Linked DNA regions of Mus musculus: region 2 is linked to region 1. A link is a loop called in an ENCODE intact Hi-C map of the cell type or tissue named here. Cell type or tissue: gastrocnemius. All regions are shown on one strand.

The links. Hi-C counts contacts between places; a loop is a spot of excess contacts. Peaks named below come from ENCODE experiments on the same cell type or tissue, not always from the same donor. Only the 100,000 strongest peaks of a DNase experiment are listed, where the experiment ranks them.
Region 2: it touches region 1 in a loop (2.2-fold over the local background); 3 of 42 quality-filtered maps call a loop at or near these places.

Annotation. Positions count from the first base shown.
Region 1 is chr8:122,135,479-122,143,478 of GRCm38, reverse strand. It overlaps a transcript of Zfp469 not described here. Among named protein-coding and RNA genes, the nearest start is that of Gm39268, 11 kb to the left of the region's middle. In gastrocnemius, CTCF peaks have their summits at 43, 3,547 (motif pointing right) and 7,804 (motif pointing left); a DNase peak (open chromatin) is centred at 3,455; H3K27ac peaks cover 929 bases.
Region 2 is chr8:122,042,824-122,050,823 of GRCm38, reverse strand. It overlaps a transcript of Zfp469 not described here. Among named protein-coding and RNA genes, the nearest start is that of Gm34413, 48 kb to the left of the region's middle. In gastrocnemius, a CTCF peak has its summit at 3,219; DNase peaks (open chromatin) are centred at 12, 1,391, 4,586 and 5,041; H3K4me3 peaks cover 2,111 bases; H3K27ac peaks cover 4,901 bases.

The DNA.
Region 1 (8,000 bases):
GCATATTCCTCCAGCTTAGCACTAGTGTCCCTGGTCCACACTGATGCCCCTGGTGGATGCTGTTAGATACTGTGTGAGTATCAATTGGCTGTTGGAGGCAGAGGAGGACTCTTGGCCAACTTCCTAGTCCTGTCTTTGGAGTGCCATAGAGGGGCTCAGAAGCCACCCTGATTGTGTAGTGACCTACATACACACCTGCATAGTACCTCTCCTCAGCTGAGCGGTTGGTCCAGAGTTGGAGCCAAGGGAGGAAGGGCTTGCGAGCAGAGAGGAAGACCAGACTGCACATCCCAGGTCTGGATATGGGCACGTGGCCTGCAGGCTGGGCACATTCAATCAAAATAGGGCAGGTTCTTAGGATTGCGATGGTCCTTCCAAAAGACAGGGTGAAGTGTCCGTCTGGTTACTGAGAGATGGGACCTTTGGGGACCTTTGGGGAGATGTCTTAAATGAAGGAAACTTTTGTCCAGTGGGTTGAGCTTTGTTCTCACAGGGCCTGTGTCCATCATGGGCTTTCCAGCTGCCATGACAGAGCCCCACCCTAAGCCAGAGGGGTGTCATTGCCTCAACCCCCAGAGGGGCTGAGTCGGGGGCTCAGGAGTTGGATGTGAGATGCTATGGTGTTCAGGATCCCTTTTCTAAGCAAGCTACTGCAAGAAATGACTCAGCATCCCAACTGTCATGTCCTCCTGGCCTCTCAGGACCCACAAGGGCTCCAGGAGGAAGGGGATAAAGGTGTCCTGTCTCAGGGTCATCCCTGACCCAGCCAACTTCAAAGCGCCAGGGCATCTCTGGAAATACCTTCCCGTTGGCACCCACACAACCTTTTGGGAGCAGGTGCCAGCCCTCAGTACACAAGTACCAAGGAGGGGCCTGAAAGAGGAGAGGCCAAGGGCTCCATGGCCAGAGCTGCCCCTCAGCCTGGGTGGGCACCGGAGTGTCTCTGTCAGGGAATGCCCCCCCTTGTGTGGCATCAATAATAAGAATGTATCAGATAACAGCAGAAACAAAACAAGGTACCGCAGTGCCACCTTATCTGTGGGCTGTGGCAGTGCCACCCAGGTCTCTGTGCTTATCTGGGGGCTGGCAGAGTTCGGATTCATTCCTCTTGGGTTGCAGGAGATACTGGGATATTTATGGAATGTCCTCAAAGGCCTTGGGCTGAACCTCTTCCGTTTAGAGAAGAAAGTACAGGCTGCCCAGGCCCATCTCCAGGCTCCTCGCCCTTGGCTGTGCAGAAAGCCAGTGAGCCAGCCACATTTCCTGAGACAGCTTCTTGAAGCAGGTGCCGGGCAGCCTTTGCCTGTGTGGCCTGTGGGAATTACTGACCACATACACTTAGCTCCTCAGGTCCAGCCTTGCCCCGCCAGGCTTATATCGTCCCATCAAAGGCACAGTACCTGACATAGTCGCAGGTGCCTGGGCGTATCTCATGCCCCCTCCTCCCACCCATCAACAGTGGCAGAGGCTAGCCCATGCATTCTTCCAGTGCAGAGTGTTGCTGGAGCCTCCTCGCCAGCTCAACCTTTCTGTACTGTTGCTTTCAGGACCTTGGTCCCTCATCCTGTGGCACCCAGCTCAGCCGGCCCCGCCTTCTCCCCTTGTTCTCATTCTCATCTCACAAGTGTTGTCTCTGATCTCAGAGGGATGGATCCCTGTGGTCCTAATGGAGAGGCTAAGAGCACACAGATGTGGGTCTGACATCTGCCACGTACTGGAGACACTGACAGGGCCACCGCTTCCTGGTTGGCCTCTTCCATGTTTCCTTCAGTCTGTCCCATGGCCAAGCAGAAGACATTAGCCACCATGTCAAGCACGCCAAATTCCAGGATGCTGTGTCCAGCTTGGTGTCAGGTCCTGAACTGTTACCTGGGCCCTGATGACATTTGGGCTCAAGTGGAACCAACAACAGCAGACACAGCCAAGCCAAGCCTGGGTTCTTTCTTGAGCCTCCCAAGCCCAACGAGCACATCAGGGGTCAAGAACCCCACTTTAGCCCTCATTACCGCTCTGTGAACAGAGCGCATGTGAGGAGATGCAGCCTGACCAGGCAGTGTCAGACATGAATATGAATTCTCCAGGAGAGAGAACCAGGTAGGCGGGCCTGCAGGACACAGAGTGTCCTGGGAAAGGTCCTACCTCTAGGCTTCTTGGGTGTCTCGCTCATACTTAGATGGTTCATAGTACTGGTTTGCATATATTGAGGGCCACTAGCACACACTGGGAAGGGCCAGGCACCAGAGATGGCACTTTCACATCATGGACACCTTTTTCTCTAGCACCCTTGGACCACCTAGAGTGCCACAGACCTCAGCAGTGGTTTCCCTGTCCCTAAAGCTGCATCCAACACAGCGTCATCTCCTTTTCCTAAGGCTGCGGAGCCCCGTCACTGAACCATGCCTGTCGGCCTGCTATGCCCTGAGCTCTGTGGTCAGTACACTCCCTGTGCACTCATCCATATATCCTACTCGGTCCTGGGACACAGAGGGCACCAGATGCATCACCTGCACACAATGACTGACTTCCATACAGCTTAGAAAAGCTTCCTCCCCACCCAGGGCAGTGCTCCCCACCCACCCAGATCAGTGTTCCTTCCCACTCAGATCAGTGCTCCTCCCACCCAGGGCAGTGCTCCCCTGCCTCCTCCCCACCCAAGGCAGTGCCCCCCCATTTCCCCTGCTTTTTTCTCCTTCATTCCCTCATTACACAATTATTTACAGAACTGACTTGGGTCTGTCCTAATGCTCCTCAAGTGGGCCATTTCTGGTCATGAGAAACAGGCTGTGACATTCTGCAGGATGGGCAGGGGCACCGCAGCCATTGGGAGAAACAAGTGCCTGCTCTGAGTCAGTATCACCTGGCTTGTGTCAGCTGCCAGTGAGGCATAGCCTTTGACTCTCCTTGACATGGGAGCAGACAGTGCAGGGACATGAAGGAGGGAGGACTCTGGCTCCTGTAGCACCCATGGGGCCTGGACACGCCTCAGTGGCCCCCGTCCAAACAGGTTGTAAGACCTGCCTGACTCAGTAGCAGCTATGGGGCCTGCCGTGTAAGTGAGAGATGACAGAGCCAGCCATGAGCCATGGTCACCACTAGAGACGACGGGAAGGTCCCCATTCAGGCCAGGATGAGGGGACATGGGAGATTTGTCTAAAGCAAAGCCAAGGATGGCAGGCAGTCCAGTGGTCCCAACACCTTTCTGGCCCATGTCAAGAATGAAAACTACTCATCACATGAGGGGACAATGATAACTCAGCTCTTTGCTCTACTCTAAGATTGCGTGGCTAGCCCACCGTTCCAGGTTACAAAATCAGAGAAGCCCAGAGGGCACCGCACAGATGGCAGAGCCCAGGGCAGAAGCTGACCTTGGCTCCTGGCCCACATCACAGCAGACCATGGCACAGGTCCTCCGGAACCAGCACTCTGCAGGGTGTCATAGCTCCCCGGACAGTTTACAAGACTGGACTGGCTCTCCTCCCCACGCCTGACCCTCACAGCTTAGGTCAGACAGAGTGATTCATAGGCCATGAGGCGGGGCCATGTCTCTGCTGTCCAGCAGGGGGCCACAGAAGGGTGAGCACTGGGTTCTGTGGCAGGACAGGGACAGGACTCTAAGGCTGCTTCTTTAGACAATCATTCCACTGGGAAGCAGGGAGATTGCCCTTGGGGACAGTGACACTGGTGGATCTGGTAGATCCTGAGCCATGGGTAAGGCACAGATTCCCCCTTGCTTCTATTGAGAGACTTGTAGTGGGTAGAGGGGAAGGCCAGGCATCTGACTGCCTTTCCTTGTGTGTGTGTGTGGTGTATATGTGTGGTGTGTGTGGGGTGTGGGGTGTATGTATGATGTGTGTGTGTGGTGTGTGTGTGTGTGTGTGGTGTGTGTGTAGGGGTGTATGTGTGTGGTGTGTGTGGTGTATGTAAGTGTGTGTGTGTAGTGTGGGGGCTGTATGAGTAGGGTGTGTGTGTGGTGTGAGGGGATATATGTGTGGTATGTGGTATGTGGGGTGTGTGTGTGCTGTGTGGTATGTGGGGTGTATGTGTGGTGTGTGTGTGTAGGGGTGTATGTGTGTGGTGCATGTGTGTGTGTGGTATGTGTGTGTGTGTGTGTGTGTGTGTGTGTGTGTGTGTAGTGTGGGGGCTGTATGAGTAGGGTATGTGTGTGTAGAGTGCTAGTCTTGTGGGGCTGTGTGGTTCGTGCATGTGGGGGTGCCTGTGCTTGTTCCCATGTGCAGTAATGTGTGTGCTCTTAGTGTAGGGGATTATATGTGTGTTTCATGCCCGTGTGTATGATGTCTGTCACTCCCATCGTGTTTGTGTGTGAGTATGGTGTATGGCATGTGTGGTGTGTTTGTGTGTATGTGTAGGGTGTGTGTATGCGCGCAGAGTATATATGTGGTGTGTGTGTGTGTGTGTGTGTGTGTGTGGTGTGTATGTACACGTGTGTGTGTGGTGTATGTGTATGTGTGTGTGGTGTGTGTGGTGTAGTGTGGTGTGGTGTGTAAGTACAGGTGCCTGTGGAAGCAAGAAGAGAGCACCAGATCCCTTGGGTCTGAGATTGCAGGCAGTGATGAGCTGTCTGATGTGGGTGCTGGGAACCAAATCCAGGTTCAAGAGCAGCAAGCATCGTAAGAGCCGAGCCTTCTTCCCTGCTGCAGAGGTGTACCTTTTAAAGTCTGGATTACATTATTCCAACACAGAGACATGAAGGCAGAGAAGGCCAGCTTCTTCAGGTGCTGCTAGGCCGACAGGGTGTCTATTTGGGGCCCATCTCTCACTTCTTGATCCCCGCCCTGGCCCCCATAGCTTCTCTGCATGCCTGCCCTCTGATTCCCCAAATAGGACTAGACAGCTTTCTCTCTTTATTTCACTAACCCATCCAATACTGACAGACAAGGAGCTGCCATGTCTCCCATGCTGAGGGGGGTGCTCCTGGACATGTGGTCAGGACAGACCTTCAGTCTGGTGAGGGTCACAGAGAAGCCGCGATGGAGCTTGAGGGGAAGCAGTACTCACTCCTTTAGCTACGTTTTCTTGTCACTGTGACACAGTAGCCATTAGTCAGCCTCTCTCTTCCCATGGGAGTCTCCTTGAGGGTGTGGACTTGGTGTTAGAAATGAAGCTGGGACAGAGCCTTTGAGGTCACCATGGAATAGTCTAAGGTGGCCAAAGGAGAAAACTGCCAGAGTTTGACAGGATGGACTTCGAACCCTGCTTATCCGTTGGATGGGGTGGATTTATTGTTGGAAAACCAGGAAGACTCAAGGACCCTGGTCCAAGGCTGGGCTACAGCTAACAGGGCCTGTGTCTGTGGTTGCCTCCCCCCCCCCCCCATCCTGGGCTTCAGCGTGTGTTGGGTTAGGAGTAGGGTCCTGGGGATACAGGCTCTATATCCTGTTATGGTTGAGTCCTAAGTGTCCCACAGGTTTGTGTTTTGACACTTGTTATACACTTGGCAGCACTATTTGAGGAACCTCAGGTGAGGCCTCGATGGAGGAGGTGTGTCACTAGGGTTATGTCTGGCCCCTCCTTCAGGCCTCATTCAATCTCTGCTTCACTGTGATAGTCTCGACCACACACCGCATGATCTGAGCTGCCCGGCCACGTCTTCCCTAATTGTATCTATTGGGCATTTTGGTCACAGTTAAGTGAAGGGAACACATATGCCAGCCTTGAGCAGTGATGAATGCAAAGGACCAAACTGTTGAAAAGAAGAGAGGTAGAGAGCAATGCCTAAGTTCCATATGGGGCAGATACACAGGCAGCGGCGAGTTCCCCTGGAGCAAGGGCATGACCAGATAGGTCACTCCTTGGCTGAGGGGCCTGGTGCAGAATACCAGGGCCTGTGCAGATGGTAAGGATTTTCAGACAGGCTGGGAAGATGGTGCAAACATAGACACATCTGGAAAGCGGGAGCCTCAGTTGAGGAACTGTCTCCTTCAGACTGGCCTGTGGGTTTACCTGTGGTACATTTTCTCCATTGTTAATTGATGTGGAAGATCCCAGCCCACTGTGGGTGTTGCAATCCCTAGGCTGTTGGGCCTGAGCTATATAAGAAAAGTAGATGAACAAGCCAGAGGGAGCAAGCCAGTTAGCTGCACTTCTCCATGGTCTCTGCTACCGTTCCTGTCTCTAGGTCCCTGCCTTGAGCTTCTGTCCTGGCTTCCCCTGATGATGGACAGTGATCTGTAACCCAATAAGCTCTTCCCTTCCTCCTTCCCTTCCTCCTTCTCTTCCTCCCTTCTTCCCCTCCTCCAAATTGCTTTTAGTCAATGATTTATCACAGCATCATAAAGCAAACTAAGGCGACACTGAAGTATAGATGAAGACCCAAGTTCCAACCCTCTGGACCCATGTAAAACATTGGCTATGATGGCACATGCCCGTGATCCTAGCCTTGAAGAGGTGGAGATAGGAGGAACCCATGGAACTTGTTAGCCATCCAATCTAGACAGAGTACTGAGTTCCATGTTTAGTGAGAGACCCTGCTTCAAAAAATAAGGGGAGAGTGGTTGACACATAATGTTGCCCTATGAGCTCCGAATACACATATCCACACATGTTCACACCCACTTGTGCAACACACACACACACACACACACACACACACACACACTCTATATCCAGTGGTCTCAGAAAATTAACCCCTGTGCAAGGCCTTCTGGGTAGGTTCCTGTATGGCCCTTCCCTTCTTTAGACTTGGGTAGAGAACCCTGGCCAGAGGTTCCTGCCTGGCAGGACCCAAGAGCTCAACTAACTGTCTCTCAGGGCATGAGGTGTTCTCTTAAAAATAGACACTTGACTTTCTGGAATAGAGAAGGCAGGGCTGTAGGAACCTAATGGCTCCCTTGAGAGGCACTGAGCAAGCCCCCTGTCACATCTCAAGGCCCCCACAACAACCCAGGGCCCAGTGGGTTCCTGGAGTCACAGGAGATTTCCAGCACTTTCCTGCTTTAGCCTTCGCTCAGCTAAGCAGGTGCTTGTGCCTCTGTCTGAGCACCTGCCTGGTATCTCAGTGGAACATGGCTGCCTGCTGGGGCTCCTGGCTGGAGGGTGGCTGTCGACTATGACCCCTTGACAAGAAGCTGCAAACATCTGCACACCCTTCTACAGACTCTCAGGTCCCTCTGAGGCCAGGAAACTCCAGAATGGAGTACCTGGCTCCCTGAAGACCGTGCTCTGGCCTAGCCTGGCCCATTCTGTGGAACGAAAAAGGCTGACCAGGAGACCAGTGAAAGCCACAGTCCTCCCCACATTGTCCCTGGGAAGACTGCCTCAGCCGAGGGTGGAGAGGGTGGTCTCCCAGATCCCTCAGAAAGCTGACAAAGCCCTTGGAAGTGAAGCAGAGCTTCCATGCAGTAGAAACTAAAGCCACCTCAAAGGTCATAGTTCACATTGGTTGCCATGGCTGTCAGGAGTGTGATACCCAGCCAGTCACTTGGAGCTGCTCCATGGAGTTCCTCAAACCAGACTGACCAGCGTCCATAGACCCGACAGAAGCCAGTGAGCTCATTCAGATAGGACAAGGAAAACGGTATGCTTTTGAAAATACTGAAGCTGTAAATGCTGACGGTGGAAACCGACTGTGGAAACTCACTGTCAAGCACTGTCAAATCTTCAAAATGAGGCTCAAATACGCAGATATTCGAGATGGCTGCAGGCTGAGACAGCAGGGAACTGAAGCAGAAGTTTACCAGCAATGAGGGAGGAAACTGTGGGCCGCCCACTACACAAGGGCACACCGCTCATTTTTGCACACACACACCCATCACCACTTTCCTGCTGCCTCCTGAGTGCCCCCCTCTGGCTCCTCCCTGCCAGTGCAGGATGACCCCAAAACATCTGTTCTCTCCTTTTCCCCTCCATTGATTTATTTATTCACTTTACATCCTGATCCCAGGCCCCCTCCCCCCCTACAGCCCCTCCCCCTCTCCTTCTCCTTCTCCTCTGAGAAGTGGGAGGCCGCCCCTGGGTACCAACACACCCTGGCACATCAAGTC
Region 2 (8,000 bases), 93 kb after region 1:
GGCAGACCTATGTGAAATCCACTCCAGAACTGCGCAGTGATCCATCAACAGCCAGTCCCAGGGGTGCCCAGCCCACCCGGAGAGTCAAGCACTGTTGACTATGGAACGGGAGAGTGCCAAGTCCCAGCGTGAGAGCCTTCATATGATGGCTGGGGCTGTCCCTGACCCTGCATCCTGGGCTGCTTCTGGAGACACGGTCACCATGGGAAACAAGTTCTACCAGACCAAGGGCCGCAGGCTTCACTGTACTGTCACACCTGTGTAGGAATGGGCAAACAACCCATCCACCTGCTGTGGCAAAGGGGAGGAGCTGAGGCCTTCTGTCCATGGGTTCCGGTAAGGGTTTTGGTCTTTGGAAAGGCTTCGTAGGACATATATGTATGAAAGCTGCCCTATTTCAAAGTTGAACAGAGGGAAGCCCAGGACACAGAGCCACCCACCTAAAGCCACACAGCAGCTCAGGACACTCTCATTCAGAGTCTCAAGACCTTGCACCAAAGATAACAGAGACCTTGGGTACACAAAGCCATGTGCCACCTTCAGTCCAGGGAGGGGACAACCCCAGGATGCTTCAGCCCCTTCCTAAAATGCCTGGAGCCCCCAAAGACCTGCATTGAGAGCTACTCCCCCCCCCCTCCTGTCTGGTCTGGGTATGGAGTACTCCCTGCAAGAGGCTCCACCCCCAGCTGCTGCTGGTGGTGATACTGAGTGCTAATTGGATAATGAGAACATCTGCTTCACTAGCAGTCCACAGAGATTTGCTATAGGGATGCTCTATGAGGAGGGACAAAAAGCCCGTGTGGAAGAAGTGGCTGAGCGGACAGGATACCATATCCCTGGCCCAGCTGTCTCTGTCCTCTCTCTCTCCATTTCCTGGCAACCTTGAGGTAAGCAGTCTCAGGGCCACACACTTCCCCACGCTTCAGTCTTTCCACAGACCTAGAAGCAATGGAGCCCCAGCCATGGGTAGGGCCTTTGAAGCAGGAGCCAACAAGAATCTTTCCTCTTTTATGTTGATTTTTCTTGGATATTTTGTCACAGAGACAGAAATTAATATGCCCGCCAAGACAGCTACCTGCAACCATTGCAGTAGGCCAGCCAGAGCTGTGCCTGCACCCCACAGGCCCCCCGACTCATGCAAGACTGCCACTGCTCACTGCCCATGCACTCACAGGTGCTCAGGCTTTAGGCTTTCTCCATCTTAGGAAAGAATCAGAGAACCCATCCAGGAACCACATCCAGGCCCAGTGGTGTCTCCCTGTTTCCTATTCTGGGCTTGCTCTTTTCCTAGTTAGAGCCACAGACCCTGGCGTGCCACAGGAGGTAGCATGTTCCTCTCTTCAGTGTGCATGGGGCTGGCTCCTCAGCTTCCTGTGACACCCAGTGTGCCAAAGAGGCAGATGGAGAGGACATGGGAGCCAAAGCTGCCTGAGCCACCACGCTGGCCAGTGAGCACAGGGACGCCTCATCCCACACGTCTGTAAGGGGAGGAGAAGGAAACTGCCTTAGGCTATGGAAATAGCCCCACTTCTTCTTGAGAGACAAAGGACACAGAACACCAAAGATCCCTTGGTGTCCGAAATGGTGTTCCTGGCCCTTGGGTAGCTCTCAGATGGTTACTTCAACCTCAGCCCAGTCCCTGGAATTCCAAGGTTGTTCCAGCTGCTCAAAGCATCAAAAACTTGTTATGACTCCACACAGGCCTCAGAGATATAAGACACAACAGTGGTAAATACCTGGTCCTCAGAGGCTCCAGGAGGCTTTGTTCTGCCTCTTCCCGGTAGCCTTGGCATCCCCTAACCCGTGTCCGTATTACTTCAATGCCACCCTGTTGCTGCATGGCCACTCCCTCTATCTTTGCCTCACGTGCCCTAAGTAAGGACCCGTACTGTTATGCTGGGTGGTCTGGATGCTGCAGAAGGCTCTCCATCCAGCCTGAATCCTATGCACAAAACCATTTGCTACAGAAGGAGATGATGCTAGGTTGAGTGTCACAGGGCATCTTTGGGGTCCATGTGTAGTCTGCCATCTTCATCTCTTCTCATAACAAGGAGGTCACAGAACCACCCTGGTGAGTGGCCAGAGCAGGCCTCATGTCTTGCAGGGATGGAACTGAAGCCAAGCTGTGCCAATTGATGTTGATACTGAACTACTATCCCTGCTTGTCTGTCCACTGTGGTACTGAGTAGGTCAGTACTGCTCTGAAATCTAGGGATTCCTCACTGGGGCTACGAGTCTGACCATATCCTCCTCCGCCAAACAGTTAATGGGGCTCCTCTGTGAACACAGTAGCTCTGACCAGATGCCTCTTGGGGTCAACAGGGACATCTGTGGTGACACAGCTCTACTCAACCCCAGCCACACCAAGCATCCACATGCCCCAGTGCCCTACCCAGCCCACACCGTGGTATCTGTCTCTTGGAATAAAAGCAACCAGGTACAGGCCAGCCCAGCCCAATGTTAACTTCACAGGGAAGGGAGGACCACAGAGGCCAGAGGCGGAGGTGAAAGCAGATGACCTTCAGGAGCAACCCTGTTAGAAGAGACTTCTTCCAGGGAAAGAGACTGGTCTTTTAACCCTTCTGTGGTCATGTGCTTCGTGGGTTGCCTTTTTCTTTTTTTTTAAGGTTCATTTTTATTTATTTTATTTATTTTATTATTTGTTTGTTTGTTTGTTTGTTTGTTTGTTTCGAGACAGGGTTTCTCTGTATAGCTCTGGCTGTCCTGGAACTCACTCTGTAGACCAGGCTGGCCTTGAACTCAGAAATTCGCCTGCCTCTGCCTCCCAAGTGCTGGGATTTAAGGTGTGCACCACCACCGCTGGCTTTTAAGGTTCGTTTTTAATTACCTGTGTAGGTCTTTGTCTTAGAGAAGGCATGTACATGTGTAAGTGTACTCCCACAGAGACAGCTCTGGTCCTCTGGTGCTGGGGGTTCCCAGCAGTTGTGAACCACCCCATATGGGTCTAGGATGCAAACACTGGCCACACAGAGGAGCAGTGCAGTCTCTTAACCACGGAACAATCGCTCTGGGCCCTGCTTGACTTTTTGCTGTTGTTCTTTTGATCTATCAGAGGGTTGTTTCTGCCGAATTAAAAACCTGGCCTTCCAAAAGAAATGGATTAGGAAACTGCAAACAAAGACAGAAGACAAACAAACAGCACTGAAAGTTCTAGGAAGTTCTAGAACACGGGCAATGTCAGCCAGGCTCTGCTCCCTTGAAAGCACGCGGATTCTTCGCCACTAGGTGGCCAATTACAGCTGCAGGGGTCCTCTGAGAAACCTTTCGCAGGGAGCCCCTCTAATACCTGCCAAGCACAATGGGATATGGAGGGAGGGCAAACAGGAATGGAAGACACGGGTCCTCTGCTACCCCGCTTCAGAGGAGGGGCCCAAGGGAGACGAGCCTGCTGGACACTGGCGCCTTTCCATTCTTGAGAAAGAATTGGACCTCCTACAGAAAACACACTGTACCTGCCAAGGCTGTCAGACGCTGCTAGCAGGGCAGTGCTTTTAGATCCTCGATTACTAGGGGGTAGCAGACTAAGGGGCGATGGTCTCTTAGCTCCCTGGAAGCAGGACCCTGGCCCATGTCAAGACTGTAACCTAAAAATTCCAGGAAGCCTCTGGACCCTGCTGGTTTGGCTGGTCTAAGAATGTATCTTTCTGTCCACAGTCGCAAGCTGGTGTGAGCACTGGCCCCAGACTTGACTTCCGGAACCCAAACGACTTTTCCTTTTATTAAGACAAGGTCTCACTGTGTAGTCCTAGCTGGCCTGAAACTTGATATATGGACCAGCCTGGCTTCAAACTCATGGAGATCGATGCTGTCTATGTGCTGGGATTAAAGGTGTGTACTACCCTGTCTGGTCCACCTTTCTTGCTGGTTGTGTTTGCACCCCTGCTGTGGCCTTCTCCCCCACCCCATGACAGTCGTCCAGTACCCAGTCACTGAGGCCCAGGCAGCTCAGGCCACGCCCTCAATGGTCCCAGCACTCTCTCCCTGCCTGCTCTACTCATCTGCCAACCTTGCCTGAGATGCTTGCCTCCAGCACTGTTTTTAAACACTCCAGGCTGGGGCTGAGGCTCAGTTAGTAGAATGCTCAGGTACCATTCAAGAAGCCCTGGGTTTCTCCCCCAACACCCCATAGACTTGGTGAGATGCCTGTAATCCTAGCACTTGGGAGGCAGAAACAGAGAGACTACAAAAGCTTGAAGCTATATACTCAACTACACTGTGGGTTTGTCTAACATGTGCTACAAGAGACTCTGTCACTAGGAAGAAAAATCCCGCCAGAATATGCACAGGTGACAGAGACCTTTTATACTTTCAAGGGTCAAATCCCTCTTAATGACCAAGTGGCTCCTCTTCTCCTCTCTGGGGGTAGGTGGGTGGGGGGAGCCCACACACACATCACCAGCTCATGTCTGAGGTGCATGGAGATGAGGGCTTCCAGGTGGGCACTGTCCTCATCAATGGCTACCACTGCAAGCTGGCAGTCCCTAAAGACGATCCTCAAGTCTGGCGGGCTTCAACCAGAGTGCTCAGACCTCTGCTGTGGTGAGGGAGGCGGTATGGACGGACTTCAGAGTTTGACACCATGAGAAGAGACAGACACGCAGGCAGAATGCCATGTGACCCCTCAGAAGATGTGTCTGGACAGACACAAATGAAACCTAGGAAAGGGACGGCCAGGGCCAGAGATACAGGGGGATTGCGAATGGAGCCAGGGTTCTGTTTGCATTGAAGAAAACACACTAAAATGAAAGTGTTATAGAGTCGGCAGCACGGCAGACACAGAAACCCAGAGAGCTACACACTTCACCAGGGAGGACTGCACACTCCATGGACTGCATCTCAGTAAATCTTTTTTGTGGGAATCCCATCTGGAAGGCAGATGCTTCGCAGTGGGACAGGCCTGGGCTGCAGGGGGGGCTCAGCAGCTTCCTGGCCAGGTGGTTCTGGCCAGTGTCCACGCCTCTCTGAGGTCCAAATCTCCCTGACCATAAACCCAGGTTACAACTGTTTGCCTTGCTCAGTTGTTTGGGGCTCTGGGAAGATGGGAAGGCACCACTCAAACTGCCCGGCATGCAGGAGATCAGCCCGGAGGCCTCAAAGAGCAGCCCTGGCACTGTCAATGGCACTGCAGCCCAGAGCCTTGTGGCTAATTTTTATCCATGCCACCTGAGCCAAACCCAGCTGTTCCTATCAGCTGGGAAGAGAGAGCTGAGCCACTCAGAGGCCAGTGCCCCAGAACCACCAGCAAGAAAATGCTCAAGGAAGTGCACACACACATGCACACACACATTCACACACACACACACACACACACACACACACACACACACGCACACACCTGCTCCAGCTCAGTGAGGGCTTTGAGGGCAACTCGGGCAGTGAGAGACCCTATTGTGGGGTCTCCAAGCTGGCACTGAGAGAGGTGTGGCTCTAAGCAGAGGCCCTCACCTTGGCCAGTGCAGATCTCAAGGCCCAGAGGAAGGCATCTACTGTGCAGGTTCTAAGCAGGCTGCCTGTTGCTCCTGTAAGTGGGAGGGCTTCTGTACTACCGTGAGAACAGCGCTAGAAACTGACAGCTCTCCATCCCAAACACAGCCGTCATGGGGCCGGAGGCAGGAGCCGTGTGAGACTCTCAGGGTAACCCTGCTCGGGGCTCGGGTATGGAGAAGAGCAGTTCCTGCCCTGGGACAATTTTGGAATTCCTCAAGGTACCACCTCCCCCCAAAAAAGAAGAGCCTGAAAAGCTACATGTGCACAGAAAACCCAACAGCCCCAAAGCTAAGGGACAGAGGGGCAGCGGGAGACAAACTAGGGGGACAAACTAGGTTCAGGGCCTGCAGCTGCCACCCCCATCTAAGGGAGTGTTTGTCCTTAGCAGTGTGGTGGAGCAGCAGACCTGGGGGTAGCCGCACAGCAGCTGGACACCAGGAATGACACAAGGACACTCAGCACCCTAGTCCAGCATCTAACCTGCTGATCACGGAGGCCAAGGGCACTCCAAGAGCCCAGCACTCTCGATGCAATCACACTGGGGTTAGAACTGCTGGTTTGGGCCTATGTTTTTTTTTTTTTAAGACCACCTGTGCCCTCTTGCTGATGCTGAGGATACAGAACGACGTGAGGAATCGTGAGCACCTGGCACCACTCACACACATTCACCCCAGATTTCTACACTAAGTGTAACCACACTTGAGGGGAACACAAGGCTGATGCCGAGCGCGGCGTCAGGTGAGCCTCATCCCCTCCCCTTGCTCTCTGAAGCTTCAGAAACCATCCAGGGTCCCAGCCCTCACTGCCTCTATCACCCCACTGAGAAACACCGAGGCAGACTCCATTTGGGGGCTCCAACTCCAGTTGTGCCTGCAGAGGAGCCTTCCGAGAAAGTTCCAGGAAGTTTATCCTTAGAAGCCGAGATTGTCACTTTCGTTCATGGCCCAAATCCTTAATGGGAAACAGACACATCAAATAACCCAGAAGGGGCCTGCTTTGAGTCCCGTCCAAGGAAAAGGGTCGTGAAGAGACCAGTACTTAGAAATACCATAAAAATGGGTAGTTAGCAGAAGCATATACCTAAAGTAGCTCGTCTGTGGTTGTAAACTGTCTGGTCTGGCTGGCCCGTTAGCAAGTTGGGAGGACCCAGCACTCCTGCCCCCTACTTTGTCAAAAACAACAACAAAACCAAAGAACCAGTGACAGCAGGCACTCAGAATAGAATGTCTAACCAAATCAGTTTGTGGCATCAATACACAGGACTGACAGATGATCCCGACACCTGGAAAGCATCACGGAAGACTCAAAATAGCCATCACAGACACCCTCGCAATGCCAGAGCCAAGGTGTGCCCAGATCTCTCCACCTACGGAGCTAATCTCCCTTCTCAGTCCCTAGACTTTGATCCAGCAACTGGAATCTTCAGCAGGAAAACAAAACACTTTGTTTCGCCTTGAAGATGTTTCCAGATTTCCAGCTCACACGACTGGCTTGCAAGTCTGAATGTATTAATAATAAGAAACACAGACTGCCCTGCCCGCACCAGACCCGAACTCCTAACAAACCACAGCCCACAGCCCTGCCGCCCCTGAAGCCCGTGCCTGGCGGGCCACTTACCAGAGTTGGAGCTGAGGCACGGCTACTGTGGGGCTCGGGTGGCAGCTATCTTCAGGGCCTGCATTCAGGACCCCGGTGCCCGATGCAGTGTGTCTGGGTCCACATCTCCCTCACTTGAGCTGGCTCTCAGCTGGGAAGTCTCAAGTTCCAGGCGGCCTGGGATTCCCTCTCTGCTCACAGACACTTAACCCTGCTGTGCCTGGGCGAAGGGGTTTGCACTGAGCTGTCTTCTCCGTTAGAACTCAAAGTCTGCTGCCCTCATAGGCTAAGCATCCGGCTGGCTTTCCTTCTTGTTCGCTCCTCAGGAACTCGAACACGTGGCTAAGATTCGGGGAGGCGCGGCTCAAGAGTGGGTGGCTTCACAAAAGCTGGCTCTCCTTTCCAGAGAAGCAAGGGGGTACGCACCTGCTGGCAGAGAAGGTGAAAGGTCCTCACTGGGGGGGTGGGGGTGCTGCACTTGTGTCTGCGGGATATCCCTGAGCTGCAGGGGGGTATTCCTGGGAGAGGTGATGTTCATACCCCACCTCAGACTCAATAAAGCAGTGGGGAACCCCAGTGTACCCCTCACTTCTTCATGGGGAACTCGGCCTGCCCTTACACTTCCAGAGGCTGCAATATAGAAGCCACATCCAGCCGTGACAATGGGGACGAAGCTGTACTGGCAGCTGACTAACCGTGGTTCTGGGGCAGAGGCCACAGCAGAGTCCCTCTGAGCTGAGTGGCCCATTCTGTCTGCTAACAGCCTCGCTGGTGCTCATGAACTACTAGGGAAACTGAGTCAGCAGCTGTAACTTATCTGGGTCACATCTATCAAGCTTCTGCCCCAGGTTAGGGCCGGGGTAAGAAGGGAGCAAGTGGCACTCAGGCTACTGACC